Linked DNA regions of Mus musculus: region 2 is linked to region 1. A link is a loop called in an ENCODE intact Hi-C map of the cell type or tissue named here. Cell type or tissue: heart. All regions are shown on one strand. Links, peaks and the distances in the headings refer to the core of each region. The heading gives the core; the rest is flanking DNA.

Evidence for each region. Peaks named below come from ENCODE experiments on the same cell type or tissue, not always from the same donor. Only the 100,000 strongest peaks of a DNase experiment are listed, where the experiment ranks them.
Region 2: it touches region 1 in a loop (13-fold over the local background); 8 of 42 quality-filtered maps call a loop at or near these places.

What each region holds. Positions count from the first base shown.
Region 1 is chr1:178,066,837-178,079,393 of GRCm38, forward strand. It overlaps Catspere2 (cation channel sperm associated auxiliary subunit epsilon 2), which reads left to right. Exons shown (of 23, transcript NM_001368822.1): 8 at 10,619-10,696. Among named protein-coding and RNA genes, the nearest start is that of Gm25312, 45 kb to the left of the region's middle. In heart, for the core only: a CTCF peak has its summit at 6,135 (motif pointing right); no DNase peak of the experiment used is centred there.
Region 2 is chr1:177,836,572-177,849,128 of GRCm38, forward strand. It overlaps Catspere1 (cation channel sperm associated auxiliary subunit epsilon 1), which reads left to right. Exons shown (of 22, transcript NM_001368823.1): 6 at 6,272-6,296. Among named protein-coding and RNA genes, the nearest start is that of Catspere1, 34 kb to the left of the region's middle. In heart, for the core only: a CTCF peak has its summit at 9,456 (motif pointing right); no DNase peak of the experiment used is centred there.

The DNA of each region.
Region 1 (12,557 bases), core at 1,670-9,669:
CTGCTTAACACAAGAACTGATGTCTATAAAAGGAGGAAGCCCTTGATAATACTTGATTAATTGTGTTGTAAAGTTATTCAATAAGTAAAAAAAAATTGGTGAGCATAGGCATGCTTTAGCATCAAGAAGAAGGCAGAATGAATTTTGCGTTTTTTTTTTAATCTATAGTACATCTGTTTTTGTTAGAGGAGACCTTCCTCCCACTTCCATAGTAATATCATTTTATTCATGTGATTTATTTTTACATGTGATAATGCTGTAATCCACACTTCCCTGGCTGCATTAGCAGTCAGCATGTACCATGGGCAGAAGCAATCAGAACACTCACGTGTGTAGTAAGGTATGATTATTGACAGCAGCTTCATTTTCTTCTTCGTGTGATTCTTTAACATCGACTTCTCCAGAGTCTCACTAGGAAGCATGGTTTGAGCCTCTGACACTCATGAAAATGTCAAGGATCTTTTCGTTCTTAGTCACTGGCCATCTTCCATGGGTTCTGAAACCACGGAGCAATTGACAAGGGCAAATTGCAAATAAAAACTCCTGATAGAGCTGTGTTGGGAAATTAAACTTGCCACTGTGACCTTATTGACTGTTTTTTGCTTCTTTTAAAGAGAAGAACTTGAGAGCTACCTGAGAGAAAAATCTATCTCAATGAACTAAGCTCTTGTGTCCCTACCCAAGTTCATATTGTGGTAGTCGGTATGGGGCTCTGGGAACATAATAAGACCCTAAGGATAGAACCCTTATGGATATGATTAGTGCCTTATGATAGAAACTCCCTACTATTCAGAGTGAAACACTATCATCTATGAGCCAGGGCATGGCCTACTCTAGGGCATGAAGCTGAGTGAAGGTGACTCTACTTGGGTAGTGCTTGTCCCAGCCACCAGAGCAATGAGAAATTAAGGATAAAGTCACCATAGGGTGGTTTCATTATAGTGAAAGGAACTAAGATATATTCCAAGAAAACGGGAGGGTCACGTAATGGATTACTGTTCTTACTTATGTACACTGAGCCCCAAGAGCTGACAATAACCAAGACGAACCTCCAACCTCCCTGAGCTAGCTCTGTCTCCTCCACACAGCCAAAAGAGAAGTGCTATCCAGGAAGTAGCCCAGAGACTCTGTACAATCCTTGGTGATGGGTGAACCCTTGCTTTCCTTTAGATCTCACCAAGCGTGCTGCTAGTTTTATGTCAATTTACACAAGCAAGTGTTGTCTGAAAGGAGGGAACCTGAACTGAGAAATGCCTCGGTAGGATCTGGCTGTAGGGCATTTTCTTAGTTATTGATGGTTCAGTGCCCAGTCCACCATGGGCAGTGCCATTCCTGGGCAGGTGTCATGGATTCTATAAGAAACCAGGTTGAAATGGCTGGAGCGATAGCTCATGTTTTTGTACATCATTACTTCTGCTCCCTCTTATTCACAGAGGCCCTTCCTATTGCAAATTTATTTTAAATTCGTCCTTTGCAAGTTTTTGTTGACTAAAATCCATTTAAAGAAAATTTCTGGGGCTGGAGATTTGGCTCAGCAGTTAAAAACACTGACCGCTCCTCCAGAAGTCCTGAGTTCAATTCCCAGAAACTGCATGGTGGCTGACAACCATCTGTAACGGGATCTGGTGCCCTCTTCTGATCTGAAGAGAGCAATGGTTTACTTACATACATAAATAAATATTAGAAAGACAGAAAGATTTCCTTACCTGCCAGATCACAGTATTCTACATTAAGTTTTATATTTTTTTCTATAAAATTCTTAATCTGCACAGAGAGTGGTAGCATACACCTTTAATCCCAGAACTTGAGCGGCAGAGGCAGGTAGATCTCTATGAGTTCAAGGCCAGCCTGGTCTATAGAGTGCTTTCCAGGACAGCCCAAGCTACACAGTGGGGCCCTTTCTCCACACACACTCCCTCCAAACTAAGATCTGCATATGAACAACAATGTCATGTATGTCTCTTTCTGAGTTCACATTTTAATTAGAAAATCTGGCAAGTATGAGCGTAAGTGCCCACTCTTGTCTGGTGGTCACCCTCATCCTTTATTGGGAAACCCATGTTTTTATTTTATTGCTGTTTATCTCTTGGTTTTTGTAGTGCTGGGAATCTAACCTAAGGCCCTTTACAGTCTGCCAGTGAGTTCCACCCTCCAGGGTTTTTAGAGACAAGGTCTTGGTATGTAGTACCATGTGGCTTTGACCTCATGATTCTTCTGCCTTGTGCCCTTAATGGCAGGATTACAGACCAATGCTGCCACACCTTACCCTAGCTACATCCAAACATATTTGTTTTCCTCCCTATAAATCTTTGGAATTGGTTTGTAAAATTCTACAATATTCTTTGTTGGAATTTTATTTTCATTTATTTCATTTTATTTCTGTGGTATTGGGATTGAGCCAGGGATTCATATTTATTAGACAGATACTCTATCACCCAACGGTGCCTGTGCCCCAGGGTTTGTATTGTAATTTATTGTATCTTAATATTTTAATTTACTTGAGGAATATTACCACTCAAGAATAATATAAAATTCTATATTTTTCTTCATTTAATATGTCAATTTTTGTTGATTTTTTTTACTAAGGTAAGTGAATATTATATTAATTTTTCTGACTTTTCATTTCATTTATATTGTAAGTAGTCACACATATCCCCATTATCAATATGGCTTCCCAGAGTGGCATATTTCTTTTAGTTGATAAGCCAACATCAGTGCTTGAGCACCAAAAGTCTAGGGCTTGCATCATCAGTCCAGTCTTGGTACTGTATTTTCCAGGAGCATAGACAAATGCGTAATGGTGGGTCTCCATCATCCTGGTTCCATGTATTCTCACCATCCTAAGGTGCTTGCTTTCCACACGTGCATTCTTCTCTCCTACCTGGCCCACAGAAATCACATTTTAAAAAATTACCTCTTCCTATAGGTTCTCCTTTTCTACAATGATATATAGTTGGAATCTATAATATATAAATGTTTTAGACTGGCTTCCTTTACTTGGTAATATACTTTTAAGATACAAACACCTCGTCCCTCCGTGATGGGGAATGAGTGATAGGCCCTTTGGTCCATAGTCAGCATGATATATAGGGTTTGTTTTTGTTTTACATTTAACATCAAGTTCTTTATATCTGTGTACCAAAATGTAAAGAGAATACCCAAAGGTTTAGAAACAGTGTACCTTGCTTTCTGCCACCTTGGCCCTGTGGAGGCCTGCTGGGAACAGGACTTCTGAAAGGTGAGTACACCTGGAAGGCTGCGGTGCAAAGCCATTTGTCCTGGCTAGGAGGAAGGTCTCTGAGGGCTCTTCATAAAGCTGAAGGTGTTTATGCCCGAGATGAAACTGGATTGCACTTGGCCAAGAGGTGTGCGTATGTTTATCATCAGTGCAGTGACTCCTGGAGGCAAACCAAACACAACCAGAGTGATCCAGTTAACTCTGGCCAGAGAAACAGTGGCGTGGTTTGTGCCACATCCTTAAGCAACCTTCCTGCGAAAGGCCATTGGACACAGAATTTGTCCAATGGGTGATGCTTGTACCCATCCCGGACTTACCTTAATGAGAAGTAAATAAATAAATAATGGATTTTTCTTTTGAAAAAATAAAGAAAAAACATGTCTATTGAAGATATAGCATTCTAGCTAATGTTTCATATGATGTTTACTGAAATGTATTTCCTTTCTCTCCTCAGAGACGTTTATTACAACTTAAGCCAGGTAACGTTTGACAGCTTTGCATCTCTCGAGAATGTTACTACTCCAAGGTCTCTTGTCATTATTTATGTTTCCAGGAATTTCCCCAACGTGTTTTTGCCATAAGTGTCCCTTAGAGTGGCTGTGCTCAAAGTATGTTTGAAGATCCTTTGGGTTGGGAGGAGACCTGGCCAGGGAGGCTCGATCATATATCTATGCAAGGGTGGCTTCCCTTCAATATTCTTCCTAAATAGTAGAAACAGAGAGGATTACTCAAGTGTCTTCTTTTGAAACACTACAGAGATTTGAAAGTATTAGCAGACGTTGGGGTCAGGGGCTGTTTACAAAATACTTTAGCATGTAATATGCTTATCGAAGCTGTATTAATTTATCAGTTAAATGTTCTTGGTTTCATTACATGGTGCATATTGACAAATCTAACCCAGTTAATAGAAAAGCCTTATGGAAGCTAGGCATGGTTAGTACTCTGTTTATTCAGAAGGATGATGCCCAACCATCATAAAACTGAAGGCAGCCTGAAGTACAAAGTAAGATCATATATATATAATTTTAAGTTTTGGAGGCGGAAGATGTAGCTTATTTGGAAGAGCACTTTGCTGGCAAGCACCAAGCCCCCAGGTCACTCCCCAGCATCACATAAATTGGGTGTGGTAGCTGGTCCATGCCTGTAAAGTCAGCACTGCAGGTCCAGAGTTCCAGATTATCTTCAGCTTCACAGTGAGTTCAGTCAACTGATAATGTCAAATGTCATCTAGGACATGGAGCAATCAGTTTTGGGTGGCGTGGCAAGACCCAGTCTAAAAGACTATACCAAAAAAAAAAAAAACAAAGGAGATATTAATTACAGTTATGAAAAGTATATAATGCGTGAAACTCTAATACCTTTTTAAGTCTAAATTTTGCATGCTGGGGACTGATGGCACACACTTTAATCTCAGCACTAGGGAGGGAGAGACTGGTAGATCTCTGAGTTCAAGGCCAGCCTAATCTACAGAGCAAGTTCTGGGACAGCCAGGGCAAGTAGAGCTATGGCAAGCCCAAATTCTACTGAAGAGATTGGGAAGAAAATTTACTAAAATCTTGAAAGGCACCTACAAAAGATGGTGTCTTCTGAGTTCTTCCTGCTTTGAAAACCAGCTGATGCTCATGACGTTTGGCCGATTATGAAAACCTAACCTCAGTCATCTCAGTCTGTGTGCTGGGTGCGTGGCAGGAGCAGCACACCTTCCTACCCTCGCTTTTGTGTTGTCACAGATTGTTTTAAATCATTATAGGAACTTTCTAAAACCTGACACAGTTCTAAAACTTACTGACATGTTCTTTTAAAATATTCAGAAATTTGGAATAAAATAGCAACAAGAAGCCTATACTACCAGTAGAGGCTGCAAAATCCTGGTGACCAATCCCAGAAAGAGAGTCAGTTTATCTCACTTGTCCTCTCACCTCCAAATGTGCACCACGACACATACAACCACCAACTGCACATATCATACACACACACACACACACACACACACACACACACACACACACGCGCGCACACACACGCACAGTAATAAATACAAATTTAAATGTCTAAAAGATTTAAACCAATAATATGCTATGATATGTTAATATTACACATCCCAGGAATCTGTAGTATTACCTAGAATATCATCAAAATAGAAGATACAAAACATCATCACAGTACTTAGGAACGTTTACCAAAATTTTCATAAAGAAAGCCTTCATTCCCATATTTAAGAACCACCACAAGCCAGGCAGTGGTGGCCCATGCTTTTAATCCCAGCACTTGGGAGGCAGAGGCAGGCGGATTTCTGAATTCAAGGCCACACTAGTCTACAGAGTAAGTTCCAGGACAGCCAGGACTATACAGAGAAACCCTGTCTAGAAAAACAAAAGAAAACAAACAAACAACAAAAGCAAATAAGAGAAGCCTACAGCTCAGCTTTCCATAACAAAACAGCCAGAACAGCCAGGAGAAGCTCTCAAAGGTCAGACCACCTCAATATCTAGCTCAGATGTAGCTAAAATAACCACCAGCAATCAGCAAATATTTAAATGCAGTAATAAATTTAATATAATAACTACTGTATCATATTGTGTACACATTTCAAGCACGGAGAGCATTCAGAAGGATATATACTTGGACAAAAGACTAAGACAGTGGGTCATGTATTCTGTAACCAGCAGGTCTTTAACTTGGAAATTAATTAGAAAATGTTAAGGTTCAATTTTGGTTTTGTTTTGTTTTCCTCACTCCCTAGGAAACACAAGCTGGCCTTGGACTTAGCAATCCTCCTGTCTCTACTTCTAGAATTCTGGGACTATGGACGTATACCATTCCAACCAACCTCCACCTTATTTTTCATATGTGGGTGTTTTGCCTGCTGGTATGTATGTGCACCATGCACATGCAGTGCCGGTGGCTGCCAGAAGATGGCGCGCATGCCCCCTAAGTTCTACATGGTTGTAACCCACCAACTGGGTGAATTAAACCTGGCCTCTCTGGAAGAGCAGTTGGTGCTCTTAACCACTAAGCAACCTCTCCAGTCCCCATATTGATGGAGATTTTAAGTACATGTGTTCATGGGTCATGAAGGAAATGAAAGTGAAAATGTAAAGTATTTTAAATGAAATAATGAAGATCTCCAGGCAGGTATAGAAGGACAAGGACAATCCTCCCCATCTTAACAACAACCCAGGGGAAGTTGTGCACAGGAAGTGACAGTGGACCTTGAACACAGGGAGAGACCCTGATATTTTCTCATACGACAGAGCAAAACCACACCAAAACCCACTTCTGTCCAACTGAATGGCACAGGGGGTGAGGGTGGGAGGAGAGAGGGAACGAGCTCTCACATCTTGCTGTGGAAAATTAGAATATGGCGCTAACAAGAAGGTACTGTGTGTGTGTGTGTGTGTGTGTGTGTGTGTGTGTGTGTGTGTGTGTGTGTGTTGTGGGGGTGAGGTGGGGAGTTGCTTCACACCTCGGTGACCTGGGTTTGATCCCCAGAATCAAGTGTCCCAGTTAGCATTGTCACCCAGACCCTGCCTAGACCAGATTGGCTGGATTTTGAAGGAATATTACAAAGCATGTGTTTGCATCAAAAGGAGGAAAGATGTTATCTTTACTGATTCTATAGAAAGGTTTTCAGAATTTAGTCACAGAGGTAATCACTAGTCAGATACCTGTGGACTCATGGGAACTGGATGCTAGAAAAGAGAGGGACTTTTTGTGTGTGTGTGTGGTCGTTGTTGTTGTTGTTGTTGTTGTTGTTGTTGTATTAATTGTTGAGGCCTGGAGAGATGGTTTAGCGGTTAAGAGCATCCTGACTGCTCTTCCAGAGATCCTGAGTTCAATTCCCAGCAACCACATGGTGGCTCTCAATCATCTGTAATGTGGTCTGATGCCCTCTTCTGATGTGTATGATGGTAGCCAATAAAGTCTTGAAAAAAATACGTTTAAAAATATATAATTTGCTTTTGACTGTATAAATAAACTATTCAGGAAAAAAATAAGAAAACAGAAACCCTGTATAGAAACAAAACAAAACAAAACAAAACAATAAACCACCAATTGTATCTGATTCTATTGAAGTACCCTGTATGTCAGATACTAAGAATAAGTTACAAAAGATTTATGGGAACTGATTTCATTTTCTGTTAAAAAACATATGGAAGTGTGTAGGAAAACAGTCATGCTGGTTTACAGATATAAAGAAACATTTGAAGGAATATTACAAAGCATGTGTTTGCATCAAAAGGAGGAAAGATGTTATCTTTACTGATTTATACAAAGGTTTTCAGAATTTACAGTCACAGAGGTAATCACTAGTCAGATACCTGTGTACTCATGGGAACTGGATGCTAGAAAAGAGAGGGACTTTGTGTGTGTGTGTGTGTGTGTATTATGCATTCTGTATTAATGCATGATCATTAATACAGAATGTCGTCATCAGTTCCTTCAAGGTATAAAAAGAATTTTTTGAACACGTGATGGGTCTTTGTATTTGTGATGGTTTGTATGTGCTTGACCCAGTGAGTGGCACTATTAGGAGTGTGGTCTTGATGGAGTAGGCATGTCACTGTGGTCATGGGCTTAAGACCCTCACTCTAGCAGCCTGGAAGTCAGTTTTCCACTAGCAGAAGTTGGTACCAGGCACTGGGGATATTGTTCTGATAGTAATGACAAGGCTTTTCTTTGGAAGAATGTGGGTTTTGGGACTTAGGATTTGGAAAGCAGTGGACTGCTTTAGATGGGGCTTAATGGGCTATCCTAGTAGGACTATGGAAGAGTTTGTTACTGAAGTGATTTGAATTGTGTGGACCTGGCCCAAGAGGTTTCAGTGGAGAATTTCAACATGTGGCCTAGAAACTGTTCTGTGGTGTTTTGGTGAAGAATGTGGCTATTTTTTGCCCTTTGCCCTGAGGCTAAGGTGATGAGATTCAGATTGAAAAAGGAAGTCTCAAAAAATTCCAGTAGAGATTTTGTTCTCTGGTTAAGTCTCATGAAGAGCATTTTGAACAAGCATAGCAAGCTTAGAAAGGAAAGATATAAAATATATGGTTTGAGTGTTAAAGGGGCACCAGGAAGGGAAATGGAGCCAAAACCTATATTCTAGGAGATAGCAGATTAAGAGCTTGGAACTTGGGGAACAGATCCTACCCAGCTACGTCTAGTATTGGTCATGGTAGTACAAGCCTTTATCCCAGGAGATAAAACCAAACAGATCTCTGAATTCAAGGCCAGTCTGGGACAGAGCCAAGTTCTAGGTGAAGAAAAAGTTAAATCCTGGGTTGGTGGATCACACCTTTAATCCCAGTGTTTAGGAGACAGGCATGCAGATCTCTGAGTTCAACATTGATCTACGTTGAGCAAGTTCCAGGACAGAGGAGGAGTTGAAAAACAGAGAACTGGTAATAATGTACTAGAACAAGGGGGCCATGTTCTAGCCCTAGCAAGCAGCAGAACTTGGCAGCCTTGACCAAGTGGCTCTGGATTTAGAGTGAAAAATAGAAGGGACTCCTGGGACAGTTGCTGCTGTTTAGCTAGAGCTAAGAATTTAGCGGTGGTTAAGAAGAGACCAGCATCACTGAGGTGAAATCTTTTGGGAAGTGTTTTCTGAGAGCACAAAGAAGCTGTGTTCCAGAGATAGCCTAGGTTGTACCTCCTGCAGCAGCTGTACTTGGTAATGTGTAAGGATCACCCAGGAGGTACTGGTTTTGAAGGCATGAAGGGGTCATGAAGAGCAGCTGAGGATTGGCACTGTGAGAGGCCATGCAAGGCTGTTGTTGAAGGTGCAGCCTCAGTTGTAGTTGATGGCCCAGGACTGAAGGGGTCATCCAAAGGAGTTGAAGCTTGGTATCATGAAGAAAGCCTATGAGAGTCTATTGGTGAAGCCTAGTTGCAGCAGAAGAACCCAGTGTATTAGATATGCCAGTATCTTGGGTGGATCACAAAGAACAGCAGTGGCAGTGGAGTGGATCAACCTGAGCTTAGAGTGATACAGCGGGCAGAGCTGGAGAAGTGGCGCCAGCCCTTTAGAGGAGCCCAGAAGATCATATGTGGATCCCAGACTTTGAAACAAAAGCTGTAACATCGTAGCTGCCTTGGAGACCCCAAGATTTTCGACATACCAGAGCCATAGGAATGCTGCTAACAGTGGAACCAGCCTAGGAAAAAGCACTTTGTGGCAGGTAACAAAGATGAAAAAGGAGTTGTAGATCTGAAAACTGCTTTGACATAACCCAGAGTTTAGAATTAGTCTATTTTGTTTCCTGTCTTGCTTTGGGGATTACAGTTAAATGATTGGATGAATCTTAGAAGAGACCTTGAACTTTGGACTTTTAACATTGTTGAGACTGCTATAGGCTATGCAGCCTTTGGAAATTGGACTAAATATTTTGCATTGTGTTATATTTAGGTATGGTCCCAAATTTTGTTCAAAATAGAAATGAAAAAATTTTGAACAGACCTATGAGAGCCTGGGAGTGGCATATGATGCTTTGTTTATGCTTGGCCCAGTGAGTGGCACTATTAGGAGGTGTGGCCTTGTTGGAATAGGTGTGTCACTGTGGGTGTGAGCTTAAGATCCTCACCCTAGCATCCTGGAAGTCAGTATTCTCCTAGCAGCCTTCAGATGAAGATATAGAACTCTCAGCTCTGCATGTATCATACTTGCCTAGATGTTGCCATGTTCCCACCTTGATGATAATGTACTCAACCTCTGAACTCATAAGCCAGCCCCAATTACATGTTGTCCTTTAAAGACTTGCGTTGGTCATGGTGTCTGTCAACATAAGTAAAACCCTAGCTAAGACAGCATTGTTCCAGTTTTTAAAACTACAAACACTGCTTTGGTGTTTTAAAATAGAAAATAATGAAAATTTTTTCATTTCTATTTTACTAGTATGCATATTTTACCTATATGAATCTTGAATTGCCAGGTACCATTTCCATGCCTGGCTCCTGTAGAGGCAGGAAAGGACATTGGATCCTTGGGAACTGAAGTTACAGATAGTTGTGAGCCACCATGTAGGTGCTGGGAATTGAACCCAAGTCCCTCTGAAAATCCAGTACTCTTAACCACTTAATTGCTCCAGTACCAATAATGAAAGGAGTATTTTGAGTGGTTTTTGCTATGAAAAAAAGGAAATTAGTATAAAACTGGAGGAATGTGATTACATTTTATTCAAGTATTTTTAATTCTCTGATAATTATATATACATAAATATATTTTGTTTGCACTCAATCTTATCCATCCTTTAACTACTCCAAGATTTACCCTCTAGCCCACACACCCCCAACTTAGTTCTCTCCCCCTCTGTCCATCCCTCCCTCTCTTCCTCTCTCTTATAATCCACAGAGTTCAATTTGTTCCTTTCATATTTTCTCTTATAGATTGTCACCATATGGGTGTATGATCCAGAAAGTGCCAGCACTGAAGAGCTGATATGGACCGCAAAGAAACCTTCACTGGTAAGTACCAATATCATAATTCCTTGGAGCACACAGGCTGCCAGTCTTTTTCTGAGGACTGAGTTTACGCTATAATCAATTGATAGTATTTTAAGTTTACTGAAGCCAGTGTAAAACCCCTTTGTCCCTTTGTTCCATTTAGTCATCATAGGTATTTTGAACTGCTCTTGATCTCTGCAATTATATACCTCTCCACTGAGCATTCTTCTGATCATTGGTGAAGAGATGGATCCTTTGTGTGCTTTAAGGATGTCCTGCGAGTATCTCCATTGAAGCCATGCCTCCAAAACATAGCTAGGGTAAAACAGCAAATAAGCCAGTCCTTTCTTATATTCATTACAAATTTACTGCTTTGAAGATTTGAGTTCTGCATTCTGTTTCAATGTTAACAGAGAAATATCAGTGTAGATAGTTGCTCTCATGAGCCTGTTGCTACCTTAGTGACTTGTCAGGAACTCTCTGATGTAGGATGTGTGAGTGTGTATACACAAGATATGTTGGGGTGGAGGCATGCCAGGGTATGTGTGTAGAGGCCTGGAGACAGCTTAGTGCACTTGGTCCTCTTTCTCCTTACTCCTGTATTTGAATTCCAGGGATTGAACTTTGGTTGCCAGGCTACAGAGGTTTATTTTGAATGGCCCCAGGCATCGGTCCTTAGCTTTTTCTGATCCTGTCGAAGTCATTCATTGGCCCAGTTATCTCTTAATTTGGTTGTTTAACAAAACTCCTATTTCACATTCAAAGCTTCCTACTATTTAAAACTGTATTCATATTTGTGTTCTAAATGAGCATGGTATCCATATTAAAATAGAAAACTAGTGGGGTATGTTTTTGTTTCTTGGTTAACAAGTAAGATGGAAATATGAAAATATCTAACTATTTGTCTGCCCTTAAAATACAGGCACTTAATGTGAAACTTTGGAGAGTTAAAAATGCAAGGCTTATATTATTTTCTTACCTTCCATTAATTTGTTAAATAAGTTTTACTTTTAAAATAGTTTACATTTACACTATTATTGCTGAGATGGTTCCTCTTTTATTATCTTATACTTGAATATTGGTCACCAGTTAGGAACTATGGATACATTGATCCTAAGGCGTATATTGTCTTACCTCAGTTTTCTCCAATCCTTTCTCCTGTGTTTGCTAATCCTATTGTGGTAGCACTTTACATTTGGTTGTCCAGTTTCCAAGTTGTAAGTTGCTACATGTTTTCTGTGACTTGGACAAGTTTGAAGATTCCCAGGCACATATTTTGCAGAATGTCAATAAACAGATTTTTCTCATGAGACTGGAGTTAGATGTCTCAAGGAGAAATACCACAAAGGTACAGAGCATTTGCCAACATATCACGCTGAGGGTCTGTCCTTTCATTGTGGCCTAGCAATGTGTGTGTGTGTGTGTGTGTGTGTATGCAATGCTAGGCACAGCTCACATGTGGCCATCAGAGGACAATTTCTTGTCTATCATCTGTGTCCCAGGGATTAAACTCAGGTCATCAGGTTTAGGGGGCAAGTTCCTTTATCCATGAAGCCATTTCTTGTGTTCACACTCCACTTACTTTTTTGTTTTTTTTAAATGTGTTTTTCCTGCGTATATGTCTGTGTGATGGTGTCAGATAGATGCCCTGGAACTGGAGTTACAGACAGTGGTGAGCTGCCATGTGGATCCTGGGAACTGAATCTAGATCCTCTAAAAAAGCAGTCAGTGCTCTTAACTTCTGAGCCATCTCTCCAGCCCACACTCAAGTTCTAAAAGCAGTTTATATAATATAATTTTGTAAAGCTTTTTTCTGTGTGGAAGATTTCCGTGTTACTCTGACCTATTTATTTGCTCACTGCTTTGTTTACATCAGTGTAGA
Region 2 (12,557 bases), core at 2,925-10,924, 230 kb before region 1:
TTATGTTTCCTCTTTAAGGGCTTTTACTTGTTTAGCCACATTCTCTTGTAATTCCTTGAGGTATTTTTGTGCTTCCTCTTGAAGGGCTTCTACCTGTTTAGCAGTGTTCTCCTGTATTTCTTTAAATGAGTTATTAATGCCCCTCTTAAAATCTTCTAACACCATCATGAGATATGATTTTAAATATACATCTTGCTTTTTGGTGTTTTGGGGTATCCAGGACTCGTTGTGGTGGGCGTACTGGGTTCTGATGATGTCCAGTGTTTTTGGTTTCTGTTAGTAAGTTTCTTACGTTTGCCTTTTCCTATCTGGAAATCTCTGGTGTTAATGTTCAAGCTGTCTCTGGTTGGAGCTTGGTCCTCCTGTGATTTTTTTAGCCTCTGTCAGCACTCCTGGGATTCCAACTCTCACCTGAGTTCATTGGTCAGAGCACTCTCTGCAAGCAAGCTCTCCTCTTTTAGGGCAGGTGTCCAGCAGTCTGAAGCTCTGATCATCCACCTCCTGAGTTCCTGGTTCAGAACTCTCCCTGTTGGCCGACTCTCCTCTGGGAAGGAATGTGCCCAGGGGTCTGGGTCTCAGTTTTCTTCCTGGCCGAGGATGAAGGCCCAACTGGACCCTGACCAAGAAGCTCTGTTGCTTCTATCACCCACATGCTCTCAGGTGATCAGGGGGTCCTGGGAGTGCTAGGGGTCCTCGGCCGTGTTCACGCAGAAGTTGGCGGGGCTGGCCATAACCTGCCCTCTGGTTGGGCAGGGTTCATTTGTCCCTGTTCCTGCCAGCACAAGACCCTCCTCTGTTCTTTTGAGCTGATGTTGCATTCCACTCACCCATGATCCCAAGGTGATCCCCAGGTCCTGCGGCATGGAGAGCACTCTGGAGTCCTTAGCGATCTCCACTGGGCTCAGAAGGAAGATGGCGGGAGTAGCCCCTACCAGAGCATCTCTCATCTATTTTCAAAGTCTCTGTCTTGTATAAATCTTCAGTCACTACTTAACACAAGAATGGATGTGTATAACTAAAAGGAGGAAGCCATTTGCTAATACTTGATTAATTGTGCTGTAAAGTAAAAAAAAAAACCAAACGGTGAGCACAGGGATGCTTTAGCATCAAGAAGAAGGCAGAATAAATTTCATGTTTTATTTTATTTTATTTATTTATTTTATCTACAGTACATCTGTTTTTGTTAGAGGAGACCTTCTTCCCTCTTCCATAGTTATATCGTTTTATTCATGTGATTTATTTTTACATGTGATAATGCTGTAACCCACTCTTCCCTGGCTGCGTTAGCAGTCATCATGTACCATGGGCAGAAGCAATCAGAACACTCATGTGTGTAGTAAGGCATGGTTATTGACAGCAGCTTCATTTCCTTCTTTGTGTGGTTCTTTAACATCGACTTCTCCAGAGTCTCACTAGGAAGTGTGGTTTGAGCCTCTGACACTCATGAAAATGTCAGGCCTCTGTTCGTTTTTAATCACTGTCCATCCTTCCATGGGTTCTGAAACCACGGAGCAATTGACAAGGGCAAGTTCACAAATAAAAACTCCTGATAGAGCTGTGTTGGGAAATTAAACTTGCCACTGTGACCAAATTGACTACGTTCTGCTTCTTTTAAAGAGAAGAACTTGGGAGCCTCAGAGAGAAAAATCTATCTCAATGAACTAAGCTCTTGTGTCCCCTCCCAAGTTCATATTGTGGTAGTTGGTATGGGGCTTTGGGAACATAATAAGACCCTAAGGATAGAACCCTTATAGATATGATTAGGGCCTTATGATAGAAACTCCCTACTATTCAGAGTGAAACACTATCATCTATGAGCCAGGTCATGGCCTACTCTAGGGCGAGAAGCTGAGTGAAGCTGACCCTACTTGGGTAGTGCTTGTCCCAGCCACCAGAGCAATGAGAAATTAAGGATAAAGTCACCTATGGGGTGGTTTCATTATAGTGAAAGGAACTAAGATATCTTCCAAGAAACTGGGAGGGTCACATAATGGATTACTGTTCTCACTTATGTACACTGAGCCCCAAGAGCTGACAATAACCAAGACGAACCTCTAACCTCCCTGAGCTAGCTCTGTCTCCTCCACACAGCCAAAAGAGAAGTACTATCCAGGAAGTAGCCCAGAGACTCTGTACAATCCTTGGTGATGGGTGAACCCTTGCTTTCCTTTAGATCTCACCAAGCGTGCTGCTAGTTTTATGTCAATTTACACAAGCAAGTGTTGTCTGAAAGGAGGGATCCTGAACTGAGAAAATGGTAGGGTCTGGCTGTAGGGCATTTTCTTAGTTATTGATGGTTCAGTGCCCAGTCCACCATGGGCAGTGCCATTCCTGGGCAGGTGTCATGGGTTCTATAAGAGAGCAGGTTGAAATGGCTGGAGCAATAGCTCATGTTTTTGTACATCATTACTTCTGCTCCCTGTTATTCACAGAGGCCCTTCCTATTGCAAATTCATTTTAAATTCGTCCTTTGCAAGTTTTTGTTGACTAAAATCCATTAAAAAAATTTCTGGGGCTGGCAAAATGGCTCAGCAGTAAAAAACACTGACTGCTCCTCCAGAAGTCCTGAGTTCAATTCCCAGAAACTGCATGGTGGCTGACAACCATCTGTAATGGATTCTGATGCCCTCTTCTGGTGTGTCTGAAGAGAGCAATGCTTTACTCATATACATAAATAAATATTAGGAAGACAGAAAGATTTCCTTACCTGCTAGATCACAGTATTCTACATTGTTTTATTTTTTTTCTATAAAATTCTTAATCTGCACAGAGAGTGGTAGCATACACCTTTAATCCCAGCATTGAGCGGCAGAGGCAGGTAGATCTCTATGAGTTCAAGGCCAGCCTGGTCTACAGTGTACTTTCCAGGACAGCCCAGGCTACACAGTAAGTCCCTGTCTTGAACCCCCTCCTCCAAAAGAAAAAAAATTCTTTTTTAAAAAATACTTATTTATTTATTATATGTAAGTACACTGTAGCTGTCTTCTGACACACCAGAAAAAGGGCCTCAGATCTCATTACGGATGGTTATGAGCCATCATGTGGATTTTGGGATTTGAACTTAGGACCTTCTGAAGAATAGTCAGTGTGTTTTTAATCACTAAACCATCTCTTATGCCCGAAGAAAAAAATTCTTATTCCTCTTGGAGTTAGTTCTGAACAAGCCTCCAGGTGGAAATTCACTTCTGTTTTTAAACATGAATAATTAATTTTCACACCAATTTTCTGCACAATGTATATACAGTATCTTCTCGCTCGTAGCTGAATTTTCTATATATTCCTGGCCTCCTCGGCTGGCTGTTCTATTTAGCTCATCTATTTGACTCTGTTATCTTCTTTACTGCTTGTTTGATTTCAATTTAGCTTTTTAATCCACTTACAAGGTATTAGATATCTTTATGACACTTTCTTTTTGTATTCTATGTGTATGGGTGTTGTGTGTGCATGTATTTCTGTGAACCACACATGTGCAGTATCTGAGGAATCCAGAAGAGGGCACTGGATCCCCTGAGGCTGCACTTACAAATGTTTGTGAACTACCTTGTGGGTGCTGGGAACTGAAGCCTACTCTCTGAAAGAGCAGCCAGTGCCTTAAGCACTAAGCTATCTTTGCAGGCATCTTTGTGACCTTTTCAAAGTGGGTTCTAGTAGATTCTCCTCCCCTTTCCCTCCTGTTCCCTCCTTTTCATTCCCATGTGGCCTCCCCAAAGCGCCTTTTCACTTTCATGTCACATGTTTCCTTTTGCTACCTCTCCCATCCCACTCTGTTTGAAACCCTCTCTTGACATCTTTCTAGTTTGATAGGCTTTACAAAGGCATACACCATATACACCACACATACCACATACTCACACACACCATACACACCACATACTCACACACACCATACATACACACACCAAACACACACTCATACATAGAACACACTCATACACATACCACACACTCATACATAGCACACACTCAAACACACACCACACACACACATGCATAGACACACACCATGCACATCACACATACTACACAATGACATACACATATGCATATATCACATACACATATTCTCACACATAAACACCGCATCTACCACACATTCACACACAACACACACAAACCCTACACATACTGCACACACATTCACACACACACACACACACACAAACACACCATACACATACACATCACACATATTACACACTCACATACACACATATCACATACACATTCACACAGATAGAAACCACACATATCATACACACAATCACATAAATATACACACCACACACAAATACACACATATACACATACAACACATACTAATGAACACAATATACACACTGTATAATCACAAACACACCACACACACATACCACACACCACACCACACACCACACACATATACAGACATACCATATACTTATACATACACCGACATGCAAACATACACACCACCTACTCCTAAACATACCACACACTCAGACACACCACACACACACCCTCCAAGCTAAGATCTGCATATGAACAACCATGTGAAGTATTTCTCTTTCTGAGTTCACATTTTAATTAGAAAATCTGGCAAGTATGAGCGTAAGTGGCCACTCTTGTCTGGTGGCCACCCTCATCCTTTATTGGGAAACCCATGTTTTTATTTTATTGCTGTTTATCTCTTGGTTTTTGCAGTGCTGGGAATCTAACCTAAGGCCCTTTACAGTCTGCCAGTGAGTTCCACCCTCCAGCCCAGGGTTTTTAGAGACAAGGTCTTGGTATGTAGTACCAGGTGCTTTGACCTCATGATTCTTCTGCCTTGCATCCTCAATGGCAGGATTACAGGCCAGTGCTGCCACACCTTATCCTAGATACATCCAAACATATTTGTTTTCCTCCCTATAACTCTTTGGAATTGGTTTGTAAAATTCTACATTATTCTTTGTTGGGATTTTATTTTTATTTATTTCATTTTATTTCTGTGGTAATGGGATTGAGCCAGGGATTCATATTTAGTAGACAGATACTCTATCCCCCAACTGTGCCTGTGCCCCAGGGTTTGTATTGTAATTTATTGTATCTTAATATTTTAATTTACTTGAGGAATATTACCACTCAAGACTAATATAAAATTCTATATTTTTCTTCATTTAATATGTCAATTTTGTTGATTTTTTTATTAAGGTAAGTGAATATTATATTAATTTTTCCGACTTTTCATTTCATTTATATTGTAAGTAGTCACACATATCCCCATTATCAATATGGCTTCCTAGAGTGGCATATTTCTTTTAGTTGATAAGCCAACATCAGTGCTTGAACACCAAAATCTAGGGCTTGCATCATCAGTCCAGTCTTTGTACTGTATTTTCCAGGAGCATAGACAAATGCGTAATGGTGGGTCTCCATCATCCTGGTTCCACGTATTCTCACCATCCTAAGGTTCTTGAATTCCACACATGCATTCTTCTCTCCTACCTGGCCCACAGAAATCACATTTAAAAAAAATTACCTCTTCCTATAGGTTCTCCTTTTCTACAATGATATATAGTTGGAATCTATAGTATATAAATGTTTTAGACTGGCTTCTTTTACTTGGTAATATACTTTTAAGATACAAACACCTCATCCCTCCATGATGGGGAATGAGTGATATACCCTTTGGTCCATAGTCAGCATGATATATAGTGTTTGTTTTTGTTTTACATTTAACACCAAGTTCTTTATATCTGTGTACCAAAATGTAAAGAGAATACCCAAAGGTTTAGAAACAGTGTACCTTGCTTTCTGCTACCTTGGCCCTGTGGAGGCCTGCTGGGAACAGGACTTCTGAAAGGTGAGTACACCTGGAAGGCTGCAGTGCAAAGCCATTTGTCCTGGCTAGGGGTAAGGTCTCTGAGGGCTCTTCATAAAGCTGAAGGTGTTTATGCCCGAGATGAAACTGGATTGCACTTGGCCAAGAGGTGTGCATATGTTTATCATCAGTGCAGTGACTCCTGGAGGCAAACCAAACACAACCAGAGTGATCCAGTTAACTCTGGCCAGAGAAACAGAAGCGTGGTTTGTGCCACGTCCTGAAGCCTTCCTGCAAAGTCCATTGGACACAGAATTTGTCCAATGGGTGATGCTTGCACCCATCCTGGACTTACCTTAATGAGAAGTAAATAAATAAATAATGGATTTTTCTTTTGAAAAAATAAAGAAGAAACATGTCTACTGAAGATATAGCATTCTAGCTAATGTTTCATATGATGTTTACTGAAATGTATTTCCTTTCTCTCCTCAGAGACGTTTATTACAACTTAAGCCAGGTAACGTTTGACAGTTTTGCATCTCTCGAGAATGTTGCTACTCCAAGGTCTCTTGTCATTATTTATGTTTCCAGGAATTTCCCCAACGTGTTTTTGCCATAAGTGTCCTGTAGAGTGGCTGTGCTCAAAGTATGTTTGAAGATCCTTTGGGTTGTCAGGAGACCTGGTCAGGGAGGCTCGATCATATATCTATGCAAGGGTGGCTTCCCTTCAATATTCTTCCTAAATAGTAGAAACAGAGAGGATTACTCAAGTGTCTTCTCTTGAAATACTACAGAGATTGTGAAAGTATTAGCAGACGTTGGGGTCAGGGGCTGTTTACAAAATACTTTAGCATGTAATATGCTTATCGAAGCTGTATTACTTTATCAGTGAATGTTCTTAGTTTCATTACATGGTACATATTGACAAATCTAACCCAGTTAATAGAAAAGCCTTATGCAAGCTAGGCATGGTTAGTACTCTGTTTAATCAGAAGGATGATGCCCAATGATCATAAAACCGAAGGCAGCCTGAAGTACAAAGTAAGATCATATATATATAAAGTTTTGGAGGCTGAAGATGTAGCTTATTTGGAAGAGCACTTTGCTGGCAAGCACCAAGCCCCCAGGTCACTCCCCAGCATCACATAAATTGGGTGTGGTAGCTGGTCCATGCCTGTAAAGTCAGCACTCCAGAGTTCAGCACTGCATGTCCAGAGTTCCAGATTATCTTCAGCTTCACAGTGAGTTCAGTCAACTGATAATGTCAAATGTCATCTAGGACATGGAGCAATCAGTTTTGGGCAGCGTGGCAAGACCCTGTCTAAATGACTATACCAAAAAAACAAAGGAGACATTAATTACAGTTATGAAAAATATATAAAACTCTAATACCTTTTTAAGTCTAAATTTTGCATGCTGGGCACTGGTGGCCCACACTTTAATCTCAGCACTAGGGAGGGAGAGACTGGTAGATCTCTGAGTTCAAGGCCAGCCTAGTCTACAGAGCAAGTTCTGGGACAGCCAGGGCAAGTAGAGCTATGGCAAGCCCAAATTCTACTGAAGAGATTGGGAAGAAAATTTACTAAAATCTTGAAAGGCACCTACAAAAGATGGTGTCTTCTGAGTTCTTCCTGCTTTGAAAAGCAACTGATGCTCATGACGTTTGGCCGATTATGAAAACCTAACCTCAGTCATCTCAGTCTGTGTGCTGGGTGCGTGGCAGGAGCAGCACATGTTCCTACCCTCACTTTTGTGTTGTCACAGATTATTTTAAATCATTATAGAAACTTTCTAAAACCGGACACAGTTCTAAAACTTACTGACATGTTCTTTTAAAATATTCAGAAATTTGGAATAAAATAGCAACAAGAAGCCTATACTGCCAGTAGAGGCTCTACAAGCCTGGTGACCAATCCCAGAAAGAGAGTCAGTTTATCTCACTTGTCCTCTCACCGCCAAATGTGCACCATGACACATACAACCACCAACTGCACATATCATACACACACACACACACACACACACACACACACACACACACACACACACACGCACAGTAATAAATAAAAATTTAAATGTCTAGAAGATTTAAACCAATAATATACTATGATATGTTAATATTACCCATCCCAGGAATCTGTAGTATTACCTAGAATATCATCAAAATAGAAGATACAAAACATCATCACAGTACTTAGGAACGTTTACCAAAATTTTCATAAAGAAAGCCTTCATTCCCATATTTAAGAACCACCACAAGCCAGGCAGTGGTGGCCCATGCTTTTAATCCCAGCACTTGGGAGGCAGAGGCAGGCGGATTTCTGAATTCAAGGCCACACTAGTCTACAGAGTAAGTTCCAGGACAGCCAGGACTACACAGAGAAACCCTGTCTAGAAAAACAAAAGAAAACAAACAAACAACAAAAGCAAGAAAGAGAAGCCTACAGCTCATCTTTCCACAACAAAACAGCCAGAACAGCCAGGAGAAGCTCTCAAAGGTCAGACCACCTCAATATCTAGCTCAGATGTAGCTAAAATAACCACCAGCAATCAGCAAATATTTAAATGCAGTGAATAAATTTAATATAATAACTACTGTATCATATTGTGTACACATTTCAAGCACGGAGAGCATTCAGCAGGATATATACTTGGACAAAAGACTAAGACAGTGGGCCATGCATTCTATAACCAGCAGGCCTTTAACTTGGAAATTAATTAGAAAATGTTCAGGTTCAATTTTGGTTTTGTTTTGTTTTCCTCACTCCCTAGGAAACACAAGCTGGCCTTGGACTTAGCAATCCTCCTGTCTCTACTTCTAGAATTCTGGGACTATGGACGTATACCATTCCAACCAACCTCTACCTTATTTTTCTTTTCTTTTTTTTTTTAATGTGAAATACTTTTATTAAAAAATGATCAAATCTTTCTGTAATACTAATTAACATATAGTATAAAAATCAGTCTAATATCTTTGTCAGAAATACCTTTTAGAAAGAATTTATTTTTCCCCAGAACATTTGAATTATATACACACTTATGCTAAAGCTGAGAAAATATATCAGAAGGTAAAACGTTCCAAGTTTTCAGCCAGGCAGTGGTAGCGCATGCCTTTAATCCCAGCACTTGGGAGGCAGAGGCAGGTGGATTTCTGAGTTCGAGGCCAGCCTGGTCTAAAAAGTGAGTTCCAGGACAGCCAGAGCTATACTGAGAAACCCTGTCTTGAAAAAACAAACAAACAAAAACAAAACAAAACAAAGTTCCAAATTTTCACAAAACTTAAAAAACCAATTAAAGTAAATGTGAATTTTAAAATGTTGCAATCTAATACTTGCTGTATAAGTATACTTATGATAATTATGAATAGTACAGGGTTTATTCTTTGAAATTCAGCTGATAATATGAATATACTGATGAATGATGATGATGATGATGATGATAATGTAAACCTGAACATACTGGCAGCTTTTGGTAAGAGGTACATGAAGTTTGAGATCTTATAGCTATGCTAAGGCATTTCAGTCTTAAAGTTCAGCTATGGTACCACATTCATGTAGTTATCAGCTCTGGAAATGAAAAGAGGAGAAAGTAACATTATCCTATCTCTTCTTTTTTTTTTTTTATATATGTGGGTGTTTTGCCTGCTGGTATGTATGTGCACCATGCACATGCAGTGCCGGTGGCTGCCAGAAGAGGGCGCGCATGCCCCTGAAGTTCTACATGGTTGTAACCCACCAACTGGGGAATTAAACCTGGCCTCTTTGGAAGAGCAGTTAGTGCTCTTAACCACTAAGCAACCTCTCCAGTCCCCATATTGATGGAGATTTTAAGTACATGTGTTCATGGGTCATGAAGGAAATGAAAATGAAAATGTAAAGTATTTTAAATGAAATAATGAAGATCTCCAGGCAGGTATAGAAGGACAAGAACAATCCTCCCCATCTTAACAACAACCCAGGGGAAGTTGTGCACAGGAAGTGACAGTGGACCTTGAACACAGGGAGAGACCCTGATATTTTCTCATACGACAGAGCAAAACCACACCAAAACCCCACTTCTGTCCAACTGAATGGCACAGGGGGTGAGGGTGGGAGGAGAGAGGGAATGAGCCCTCACATCTTGCTGTGGAAAATTAGAATATGGAGCTAACAAGAAGGTATTGTGTGTATGAGGCGGGGTGGGGGTGAGTTGCTTCACACCTCGGTGACCTGGGTTTGATTTCCAGAATCAAGTGTCCCAGTTAGCATTGTCACCCAGACCCTGCCTAGACCAGATTGGCTGGTTTTTGAAGGAACATTACAAAGCATGTGTTTGCATCAAAAGGAGGAAAGATGTTATCTTTACTGAATCTATACAAAGGTTTTCAGAATTTACAGTCACAGAGGTACCTGTGGACTCATGGGAACTGGATGCTAGAAAAGAGAGGGATTTTGTGTGTTTGTGTGTGTGTGTTGTTGTTGTTGTTGTTGTTGTTGTTATTGTTGTTGTATTAATTGTTGAGGCCTGGAGAGATGGCTTAGCGGTTAAGAGCATCCTGAATGCTCTTCCAGAGGTCCTGAGTTCAATTCCCAGCAAACACATGGTGGCTCTCAATCATCTGTAATGTGGTCTGATGCCCTCTTCTGGTGTGTATGATGGTAGCCAATAAAGCCTTGAAAAAAATACGTTTAAAAATATATAATTTGCTTTTGACTGTATAAATAAACTATTCAAGAAAAAAATAAGAAAACAGAAACCCTGTATAGAAACAAAACAAAACAAAACAAAACAAAACAAAACAATAAACCGCCAATTGTATCTGATTCTATTGAAGTACCCTGTATGTCAGATACTAAGAATAAGTTACAAAAGATTTATGGGAACTGATTTCATTTTCTGTTAAAAAACATGTGGAAGTGTGTAGGAAAGCAGTCATGTTGGTTTACAGATATAAAGAAACATGCATGATCATTAATATAGAATGTCGTCATCAGTTCCTTCAAGGTATAAAAAGAATTTTTGGAACACTTGATGGACCTTTGTATTTATGATGGTTTGTATGTGCTTGGCCCAGTGAGTGGCACTATTAGGAGTGTGGTCTTGATGGAGTAGGCATGTCACTGTGGTCATGGGCTTAAGACCCTCACTCTAGCTGCCTGGAACTCAGTTTTCCACTAGCAGAAGTTGGTACCAGGCACTGGGGATATTGCTCTGATAGTTAAGACAAGGCTTTTCTTTGGAAGAATGTGGGTTTTGGGACTTAGGATTTGGAAAGCAGTGGATTGCTTTAGATGGGGCTTAATGGGCTATCCTAGTAGGACTATGAAAGAGTTTGTTACTGAAGTGATTTGAATTGTGTGGACCTGGCCCAAGAGGTTTCAGTGGAGAATTTCAACCTGTGGCCTAGAAACTGTTCTGTGGTGTTTTGGTGAAGAATGTGGCTATTTTTTGCCCTTTGCCCTGAGGCTAAGGTGATGAGACTCAGATTGACAAAGGAAGTCTCAAAAAATTCCAATAGAGATTTTGTTCTCTGGTTAAGTCTCATGAAGAGCATTTTGAACAAGCATAGCAAACTTAGAAAGGAAAGATATAAAATATATGGTTTGAGTGTTAAAGGGGCACCAGGAAGGGAAATGGAGCCAAATCCTATATTCTAGGAGATAGCCGATTAAGAAATTGGAACTTGGGGACCAGACCCTACCCAGCTACATCTAGTATTGATCATGGTAGTACAAGCCTTTATCCCAGGAGATAAAACCAAATAGATTACTGAGTTCAAGGCCAGCCTGGGACAGAGCAAGTTCTAGGTGAAGAAAAAGTTAAATCGCTTGGTGGACCACACCTTTAATCTCAGAGTTTAGGAGACAGGCATGCAAATCTCTGAGTTCAAAGTTGGTCTATGGAGCAAGTTCCAGGACAGTGAAGGAGTTGAAAAACAGAGAACTGGTGATAATGTACTAGAACAAGGGGGCCATGTTCTAGCCCTAGCAAGCTGCAGAACTCGACAGCCTTGACCACGTGGCTCTGGCTTTAGAGTAAAAAATAGAAGGGACTCCTGGGACAGTTGCTGCTGTTTAGCAAGAGCTAAGAATTTAGTGGTGGTTAAGAAGAGACCAGCATCACTGAGGTGAAATCTTTTGGGAAGTGTTTACTGAGAGCACAAAGAAGCTGTGTTCCAGAGATAGCCTAGGTTGTACCTCCTGCAGCAGCTGTACTTGGTAATGTGTAAGGATCACCCAGGAGGTACTGGTTTTGAAGGCATGAAGGGGTCATGAAGAGCAGCTGAGGCTTGGCACTGTGAGAGGCCATGCAAGGCTGTTGTTGAAGGTGCAGCCTCAGTTGTAGTTGATGGCCCAGGACTGAAGGGGTCATCCAAAGGAGTTGAAGCTTGGTATCATGAAGAAAGCCTATGAGAGTCTATTGGTGAAGCCTAGTTGCAGCAGAAGACCCCAGTGTATTGGATATGCCAGTATCTTGGGTTGATCACAAAAACAGCAGTGGCAGTGGAGTGGATCACCTGAGCTTAGAGTGATACAGCATGCAGAGCTGGAGAAGTGGCGCCAGCCCTTTGGAGGAGTCCAGAAGATCATATGTGGATCACAAACATTGAAACAAGAAGCTGTAACATTGAAGCTGCCTTGAAGACCCCAAGATTTTCGAGATACCAGAGCCATAGGAATGCTGCTAACAGAGTGGAACCAGCCCAGGAAAAAGCAGTTTGTGGCAGTTAACAAAAATGAAAAAGGAGTTGGAGATCTGAAAACTGCTTTGACATAACCCACGGAGATGCAGAGTTTAG